Regions from separate parts of the Mus musculus genome. Here region 2 is linked to region 1. A link is a loop called in an ENCODE intact Hi-C map of the cell type or tissue named here. Cell type or tissue: left cerebral cortex. All regions are shown on one strand. Links, peaks and the distances in the headings refer to the core of each region. The heading gives the core; the rest is flanking DNA.

The links. A loop is a pair of places that touch in the nucleus more often than their neighbours do. Peaks named below come from ENCODE experiments on the same cell type or tissue, not always from the same donor. Only the 100,000 strongest peaks of a DNase experiment are listed, where the experiment ranks them.
Region 2: a loop joins it to region 1, with 2.3 times the contacts of the local background. A loop is called at or near these places in 9 of 42 quality-filtered maps.

The regions. Positions count from the first base shown.
Region 1 is chr2:119,474,166-119,478,560 of GRCm38, reverse strand. Ino80 (INO80 complex subunit) reads left to right here and starts at 874. Exons shown (of 36, transcript NM_026574.4): 1 at 874-1,182. In left cerebral cortex, for the core only: a CTCF peak has its summit at 1,865; DNase peaks (open chromatin) are centred at 578, 851 and 1,579; H3K4me3 peaks cover 2,088 bases; H3K27ac peaks cover 1,501 bases.
Region 2 is chr2:119,588,953-119,593,347 of GRCm38, reverse strand. No RefSeq gene overlaps it. Among named protein-coding and RNA genes, the nearest start is that of Oip5os1, 3.1 kb to the left of the region's middle. In left cerebral cortex, for the core only: a CTCF peak has its summit at 1,927; a DNase peak (open chromatin) is centred at 1,920.

The DNA.
Region 1 (4,395 bases), core at 259-4,258:
GCAGAAAACGAAAGGGTGAAGTCCAACAATTCTATATACGTCTTGGAAACGAGTGGATTAAGTGCAGAAGACTGCATGATGGCGCACACTGTAACCTCAGTCCTCGGGAGGCTGAGGCAGGAGACATCCCCCGAGCTTGACGCTAGCTAGCCTGGGCTATTAACCAAACCCAGACAAAATAACCATGAAACAACCGCCCCGCCCCGCCCCGCCCGCCCCAGCTCTGCGGTTGCTCGAGTGTGGGCAGGGCGACTCACCCCACTGGGGAAATGGAAAGTGCATGGAAGGTGAAAGCGCCTTCGTGCCAACGGTCTCGGGCCGAAGGGGGACAGTGTCGTCAGGAAGACGACCAGGAGACGTCTCCAAGTTGGCTCTTACAAGGATCCATCCCCGCCCGAGCTGGCCTCGGGGTAGGCCAGCACTACCTGGAGAAAACTTCCAGCGACAACGCCAAGCAGTCCCTCCCACCTGCAGGACCAAAATGAGTCCCTGGTTTTTGGGCGGTTTCCATTGACGTTACTTCCGGAAAAGTAACCTTTCTGTGGCAGTTGCAGGGCCGCTGAGCTCTCGCGACATCTCCTCCCGCGAGATCTGCTTGCTCACTCTAGCGATGACATCCTCCTCCTCCTCCCCGTCGCCTTTCGGCAATCTTCGCCAGTCCCAGCCCCGACCAATCTGCACTCAGATAGTATAGATGAGGGTCTCCCCCAGAACCCCGGTCCGCGCGGGGCGTCGGGCGGCGGCAGCGGGGTACAAGCTGCACGAGGCCGCCCGTAGCGGCACGGTCGGCGGACACGGGCTAGCGACTAGCAGTGGGCGTGGGCGGGGCAGGGCTAAGCCGGCCGAGTACCTGCTCGATTGTTCTGGCCTGGCTATGGCGCCTCTCCTCCCCCCCGCCATGGCTCCCCGTGTCCCTGCTCCGCTCCTCTCAGTGAGTGAAAGTGGCCGCCGCCGCCGCCGGCCCAGCGCCCGCAGCCGCCTCAGCGCCGCCGCCATCTTGGGGTCCCAGGAGCCGCCGAGGGAGCGAGCTAGGAGCGTTCCCGTCCAACGCAGTCACCGTCCCTCGGCCTCCGAGAGCGAAGCGCGGCTCCACAGTCGGCGGGGCGACCCCCCCCTCCGGACCCCGCCCGCCCCCCGCCCCCCCTCCGCCGCCGCCGCGGCGGCGGGGCCCCTCGGCCCGAGGTGAGGTTGAGAAGACGTGGGCGGGTGGACGGAGGGGGTGTCGTGTAGGCCCCTGTGCGCCCCTCTCTGCGGGCGACGACTGGGCCGCTTCTTAAAGGGGCCGTCGCCCCCGGCCCTGGGGTTTGTTGGGGTTAGAGAGGATGGGTGTGGACACTCCCCATAGGGTTGGGACCTCAGAGACCTGGGCCTCGGCTCTCCTGTCGTGTATCTCTGGCTCTCCGGGGTTATGGGTGACCTCGGCCACCCGAGGAAGCCCGTGGAGCACCCACACGTGGGGAGTGTTAGGCCAGGTGCACGTGGGACCCGGTGGGGCGGTGTCGCTCTAACACGTGTGTGGGTTTGGGAGTGGGGAGGGGCAGGGCGGAGGCTTGTCGGGCTGGACCAGGAACCGGACGAGGGTTCTACCTGTCAATTCAAACGAATGAGATCTATGGACTGGATAGAGTATCAGTTTAATGGGGAGCGAGCCACGGTTACGGGCGAATGATGCAAGTTGCTAGTTGGTGTTAGACGGGGACAGGCTAACACGTGCACAGACTTAGAAATGTGTCTGTGACAGCACTTCTGGGTTTTCGAGGCGTTTGCAGTGCGTCTCAGCAAGTGTCATCTTACTTTGACAATTCCTTCTTGAGCTTGCTGATGAAAAGTACTACTTCCGTAATCACGGAGGATGGAAGCCCCCTACAGTTTAGAAGTTGGATATTGCCGAAGAAGGCGTTTAACTATTTTAGTTCAGAACCAACTGTGCTCAGGACTCTTTGATTTACATTCTTGTACTTCTTAGGACTCGGGAAGGAATTTGGAGGTTGAACTCCTTAAAACATCGCTGATGATCAGCTTAGTTTTCCCAGTTAGTGATCCATGATTTACATCCCTAATTTTCACTGTGGGTTATTGATGCTTCCTTTCTTCCGGTCGTGTCTTTTTTTTTTTTTTTTTTTTTCTTTTTCCTGTTTGTTTTTTGTTTTTGGCCTGGATGGCCGGGAACTTGATATCCTCCTGCCTTAGCGTCCATGGTGCTAAGATTATAACTGCACTTCCATCTCTGGCTTTTTTTTTTTTCCCCCGAAGGAGTAACATCTTTATCAGATATGATTGCAGCTCAAGTGAATCAGGCACAGTTCAGAAAATTTCAGTATTTGCAGACTGTACACCTATCACCACCATTTAACATTGACTTTAAAAGAAGGTCTAGAAGTTTCTTAAACGTCACTTTTTCCTCTTCCCACAACATTTGGTAACAATCTATTTTCTGTCTTAGATTTTTTTTTTTAAATGAGACAGGGTCTCATAATGTAGGTCTGGATGTCCTGCAATTGACTATGTGGAGTGGGTTGCCCTGCAGCTTACAGAGATCAGTCTGCCTAAGCTTCCTGAGTGCTGGGGTTAAAGGTGTGCAACCCTGCCCAGCAGATGTGCTATGCTTGACATTTCTGACTTACCTAAAGGCATGCTCAAATATGTACCCACATTTTACCAGCTGCTTTCATGTAACATGTTTGAGATTTATGTATGATATAGCATGTAAACTTTGTTGCTTTTCTTTTATTGCTGTTACTTTTTTAAAAAACATTTTGTTTTATGTATGTGAGCCTGAGTATATGATGTACTTATATGTATGCTGGAGCCCATGGGGGCCAGTTAGAAGAAAGCATCAGGTCCCTTGGAACTGGAGTTACAGGTGGTTGTGAGCCACTATGTGGGTGCTAGGGACCTAACCTTGGTCTTATGAGAGAGCAGTAAGCGCTCGTTAATGCTGAAATGTCTCAGCTCACCATTCTGGTTTTTTATGAGCCAGGGTAGTTTTGAATTCATAATTCTCTTGTCTCTGCCTCCTATTAAAGTATGGGATAATAAAGGTATGGGCTATCTGGTTTTCTTTTATGCTAGAAATTAACAAGCACCATCATTGTATAAAATAACCATTTGAGATTGTTGATTTGGTGGTTCTTTGCATAGGCTTTCGCATCTTTGTACTTATCCAACTTTGGGTCTAAAAACCTTCAAAACTTTTCAAAAAGCAGAACTTGAATTTGCTTTGGACCCAGCACTCTGATGAACAGGCTAATGAAGTGGTGTGTAGGCAAACTATGTTGAGGGCTGCCTCAGCTGCTCACAAGTCCTACTCTCCCTTGCACTGGTCTGAGCACTATTCACTTTACATCTGTCTCTTTTGTGCTGTGTCCTTAGGTCTGTGGTAGTTATAACTTCTGAACAGAAACTCCCACACCACCCCCATTTTACTATTCCCTAAACAACTACTCTCATCATGCTTATCTAGTGTCACATTTAAGCATAACCTAATGGTGACTTAACCTATGTGGAGGTGTGTGGATTATGTCAAACAGTGCATCGTTTGAGAGAGCAGCACTGGAACCAACCTCCAGGGTACTGAATAATCACTATGTACTCATGAGTGACATTTTGGAATTACGTATAGGACCATGTCTTTGCCACATAGCCCAGGAATATAGTAGTTCATACCTCGAGCATTTGTATAAGCCCACTGTATGTTTACATGACAACAGAAATAGCTCAGAGCTCAAGGTCACATTTCTCAAGAGTGTATCTTTGTCAGTAAATGATGTGTGTGCCTAGTAAAATCTGCTTATCTTCTTGAGTAGGGGAGGGGTAAGATAGGGTAACATAATGTTGTAGCCCAAGGTGACTTGGAACTTACTGTATGAACCACGGCATCCTCAGATTTTCTGCAGTCCCAGCTTTGAGCCACCTTGCCTGGTATCTGTCTGTATTCTAAAATGAATTTTGTTTTTAAGGGATTAAATTTGATTGTTTTAGTTTACTGTGTTCTTTCCTTTATATCAGTGGCTCTCAAACTTGTTAGTGCTTCAACCCGTTAGTTAATATGGATGGGTCTTTATGTTGAAGTGACCCCAATCAAAGTTATTTTCTTTTTATATGTTTTATCTATTTTTTTAATGTATGAGTACATTGTAGCTATCTTCAGAAACCCCAGGAGAAGATCAGATTCCATTACAGATGGTTGTGAGCCACCATGTGGTTGCTGGGAATTGAACTCAGGACCTCTGGAAGAGCAATTGGTGCTCTTAATCACTGAGCCATGTCTCCAGCCCCATAAAGTTATTTTCATTGCTACTTCATAACTGTAGTTTTGCTACTGTTATGAATTGTAATTTAAATATCTGTTTTCTGATTGCTTTAGGCAACCCCTGTGATGGGAGGGGTCAGACC
Region 2 (4,395 bases), core at 87-4,086, 110 kb before region 1:
CAAGTGAGCAACAATGTCCTCCATCCAAAGACAGGTTCTTTGAGTGTTAGCTACTATCAGATCACACATCACTGCACCGTATGTCTCTGTGTATGAATAGGCACACTGTATATCTGTATATACTTAGACTACAGAAGGCCTGCAAAGGATTACACAAACCTCTGTGTTCAGTGAGGTTTTACTACATCCAGACAGAGCTGATATAAATGGGAAAAGTCACCACAGTTAGATATTGATGAACTCATTTAGAAAGACACAGAGTATTGAAGCTAGCTGAGGGGTCCAGGTGAGTGTCAACGGAGGAATATGGTGAGGTGCAGGACTGAGTAGGGACAGACAGATGCACAGACAACAGTAATCCAAAGGAGCGATATCAAGCAATGAGGCCTGGGCTAAGCCGAAGGGCTGCCCAAAGAACCAGCAGAAACAGTCTTGTCCCTCCTCAACTCACTTAAGCAGGGGTTCAGGTGACACTGCAGGGCTGTTACCATCAAACCATGGTGCTATGTCTTTCCTATTTATATGGGGTATAGGTGAGGAATTCTCCTGCCTGAGGTGTATGTGTGTGTGCTCACATGTAGTGAAAACTCAGACTGCATGCATATTAGACAAGCACTTATCAGAGCTATATCTGTTTAATACACCCATATCCATTTTTTTCATGTATTTTGATTTGATATATTTTTAGATTAAATTTATGTAAATTATTTTGCCTGTGATTATGCATGTACATGTACCACACACTTGCTTAGTGCCTGAGGAGGTATCAGATCCCAAGGATCTGGAGTCAGGGATCATTGTGAGTCACCATGGCAGGGCTAAGACTCATGCCTGGGTGGGTCCCTACATGAGCAAGAAGGACTCTAACTGCTGGGCCATCTCTAGCACGTACTTCAAGCTTCTAGCAATCCTCCCACCTTGGCCACCTCAATCCCAACTCATTTGGTTAAGTTTATAGTTTTTATTTTTCTTGAAAATTTTTACTTTTAAGAATTGGGGCTGGGGTAGTGGTGGTGCACACCTTTAAACCAGCACTCAGGAGGCAGAGGCAAGCAGATTTCTATGAGTTTGAGGCCATCCTGGTCAACAGAGTGGCATTCCAGAATAGCTGAGACCATATAAACAAACCATGTCCCCTCATCACCCCACACCCAAAATTGAGGCTGAAGAATACCACACAGTCTTAATTATTGTAGCACTGTACTAAGTATAACTTTTTTGTTTTGTTTTTTTAAGACAGGGTTTCTCAAGCTGGAGAGATGGCTTGGTGGTTAAGAGCACTGACTGCTCTTTCAGAGGTCCTGAGTTCAATTCCCAGCAATCACATTGTGACTCACAAACATCTGTAATGGGACTCAATGCCCTCTTCTGGTGTGTCTGAAGACAGGGATAGTGTACTTGTATACATAAAATAAATAAATAAATCTTAAAGAAAAAAAAAAAAGAGTTTCTCTGTGTAGCCCTAACTGTCTTAGAACTTGCATTGTAGACCAGGCTGGCCTCCAACTCACAGAGATCTGCCTGCCTCTTCCTTCCAAGTGCTAGGCTTAAAGACATGTGCCACCACCGCCAGGCTGTAAGTAAATCTTGAAATTGATTTCCCCAGTACTGTTAACTCTGGTTTTCTACATTTTTTTGTATATGGTATTCAACTATAATCCAACTGATTTTCTTTCATTTTAACCTTACAAATAATATCAGTAACACTGTGTCCAGGCCATTGATCTGATACATACCTACTTTTGTTTAATCACTTTTTTTGAAGACTGGATCTTCTGTAGCAAAGCCAACCTGGAAGGGCTAGAGATGACTCAATGGTTAAGCGTACTGTCTGTTCTTACAGAGGACATCTCATTTCCCAGCAGCTAAGTGCTGGCTCAAAACCATCTGGAACTACTGTTCCAGAGGACAGGAGCCTCTTCTGGCCACCACAGACATTGCATGCACATGGTAGACAAATGTACATGCAGGCACTCACTCACACACATAAAAAGAAATAAATTTTAAAAGACGATCATGAAGTGCTGATGCCCCTGCCTTCATCTCCCATGCTGAGACGTGTGCCAGCATACCTGGCTTCATACAGTGTTGGGTCTGGAACCTAGAACTCTGCATGTTAAGCAAGCATTCTATCTACCAAGCTGTGTCCTCAGCCCTATTTATTTTCTATTTTAAAATTAATTTTGAAATGCGCTGGTTAGTTCTGTCAACTTGACACATCTAGAGTTACCTGGGATGAGGTAACCTCGAGTGAAGAATTGCCTCCATCAGGTTGGCTTGTGCACATGTCTGTAGGGACATTACCTTTATTAATGACTGATGTGGGAGGGCCCGGCTCATTGTGTATGGTGTCTTGACTGGATGGGTGGATCTGTGCTGTGTAAGAAAGCAAGATGGCAAGAGAAGCCAAGCAGTGTTCTCTGTGGTCTCTGTTTAAGTTCCTGCTCTGACTTCTCTCGATGATGGGGTGAAACCTGTAAGTTGAAATAAGCCATTTCCTTCCCCAAATAAGATCTGATAGGTGCTTAGCACCACATCAACTGTTAATTGAACTAGGACACAAGATTAACATCAGAAGGTTTTCTTGCGGTAACAGTCTGATGGTTTCTACAGGGCTGGAGAGATAGCTCAGAGGTTATGAACACTTGCTGCTCTTACAGAGGACCTGGGTTCAGTTCCTAGCACCCATATAGTAGTTCACAACCATCCATGACTCAATGTCCAGGAGATCCAACATTCTTCTGACCTCCACTGGCACCAAACATGCATACAGTGCATATTGTATATACATACACATAGGAAACACTAGTACATATAAAGCAAATTAATCTTTAGAAAGATCAAATAAATAGGCCTTGCAATATGCGAAAGACTGATGTAACATATTCAGTTCTTCATCAGCTTCTCAGTACTCATCAAATTGCTTCCCACAGCATCTCAAACCATTTCATTTCCTCTCTTTCTCCTTCCTTCTTCCTTCCTTCCCTTCTCTTCCTTCCTTCCTTCCTTCCTTCCTTCCTTTCTTCCTTCCTTCCTTCTTCTTTCTCCTTCCTTCCTCAATTCTACCTCAATTCTCTCTGCCCCTTTGCCCTTGAACCTGAAAACAAGTGTCCATGGGCTTCCTCCTCCCAGATGTTTATGGTCTTTAAATCTGAAATTGCTGATTACAGAGGCCTCCTTCAGAAGCCAGGTTGTGGCTGTGCTGTCCCAACACACCAAGGTTCCAGGTTGCAGAGATAGCCATGGCAGAACCCTACCTTATCATAGCTTTAGTGTACATGTTCATGTATATCATCCTGTCTGCACTTTCTTCATTCCCTGGAAGCCCCTACTCCTGAGAGTAGGAGCTAAGATGGGCACAGCACCCTTCTTCTCCACTTCTGACTTCTTGGTGATTACAGAGGTGACAGGGTACAAATGCATTCATAGAACAGTCATCTCTGCAAATCCCCATAACAGGCTGCTTCAGCTCCCACGCCACCAAAAATGCAGCACACGAAACACTTCAAACAGCACACTTATTCTTTGAAATCAATTCAATTTTGAGAAAATTAGTTCAAATAATGAGAGTTCCCATGGCCATTCTTCTAAATGACATCCTACAAGACATATTTTGATAGCAGCTAGAAATTTGTTCTTTCACTGTTGGCAGAGAAGAGAACTCTTTCCCTCAAGAAACTGAGCACCACAGCCAGGATCAGTGGCACACACCTTCACTCCAGAGGCAGAGGCAGAGGCAGGTTCTGAGTTCATGGCTAGCTTGTTCTATATCTTGAGTTCCATGCCAACTCAATGAGTACACAATGAGACTTTGATTAAGAAAGAAAGAAAGAGAAAGAGAGAGAGAGAGAAAGCAAAGAAAGAAAGAAAGAAAGAAAGAAAGAGAGAGAGAAAGGAAAGAAAGAGGAAAGGAGAAAGAAAGAAAGAAAGAAAGAAAGAAGAGGAAAGAAAGAAAGAAAGAAAGAAAGAAAGAAAGAAAGAAAGAAAGAAAGAAAGAAAGAGGAAGGGAAAGGGGAAAGGGAAGGAGGGTAAGGGAAAGAAGGGGGAAGGGGAAGAAGGAGAAGGGGAGGGGGAGGGGAGGGAGAAGGAAGGAAGGAAGGAAGGAAGGAAGGAAGGAAGAAAGAAAGAAAGAAAGAAAGAAAGAAAGAAAGAAAGAAAGAAAGAAAGAAAGAAAGAAAGAAAGAAAGAGAAAGAAAGAGAGAAAGGAAAGAAGGAAAGAAAGGAAGGAAGGAAGGAAGGAAGGAAGGAAGAAAGAAAGAAAGAAAGAAAGAAAGAAAGAAAGAAAGAAAGAAAGAAAGAAAGAAAGAAAGAGAGAGAGAGAAGGAAGGAAGGAGAAAGAAGAAGGAAGGAAGGAAGAAAGGAAGGAAGGAAGGAAGGAAGGAAGGAAGGAAGAGA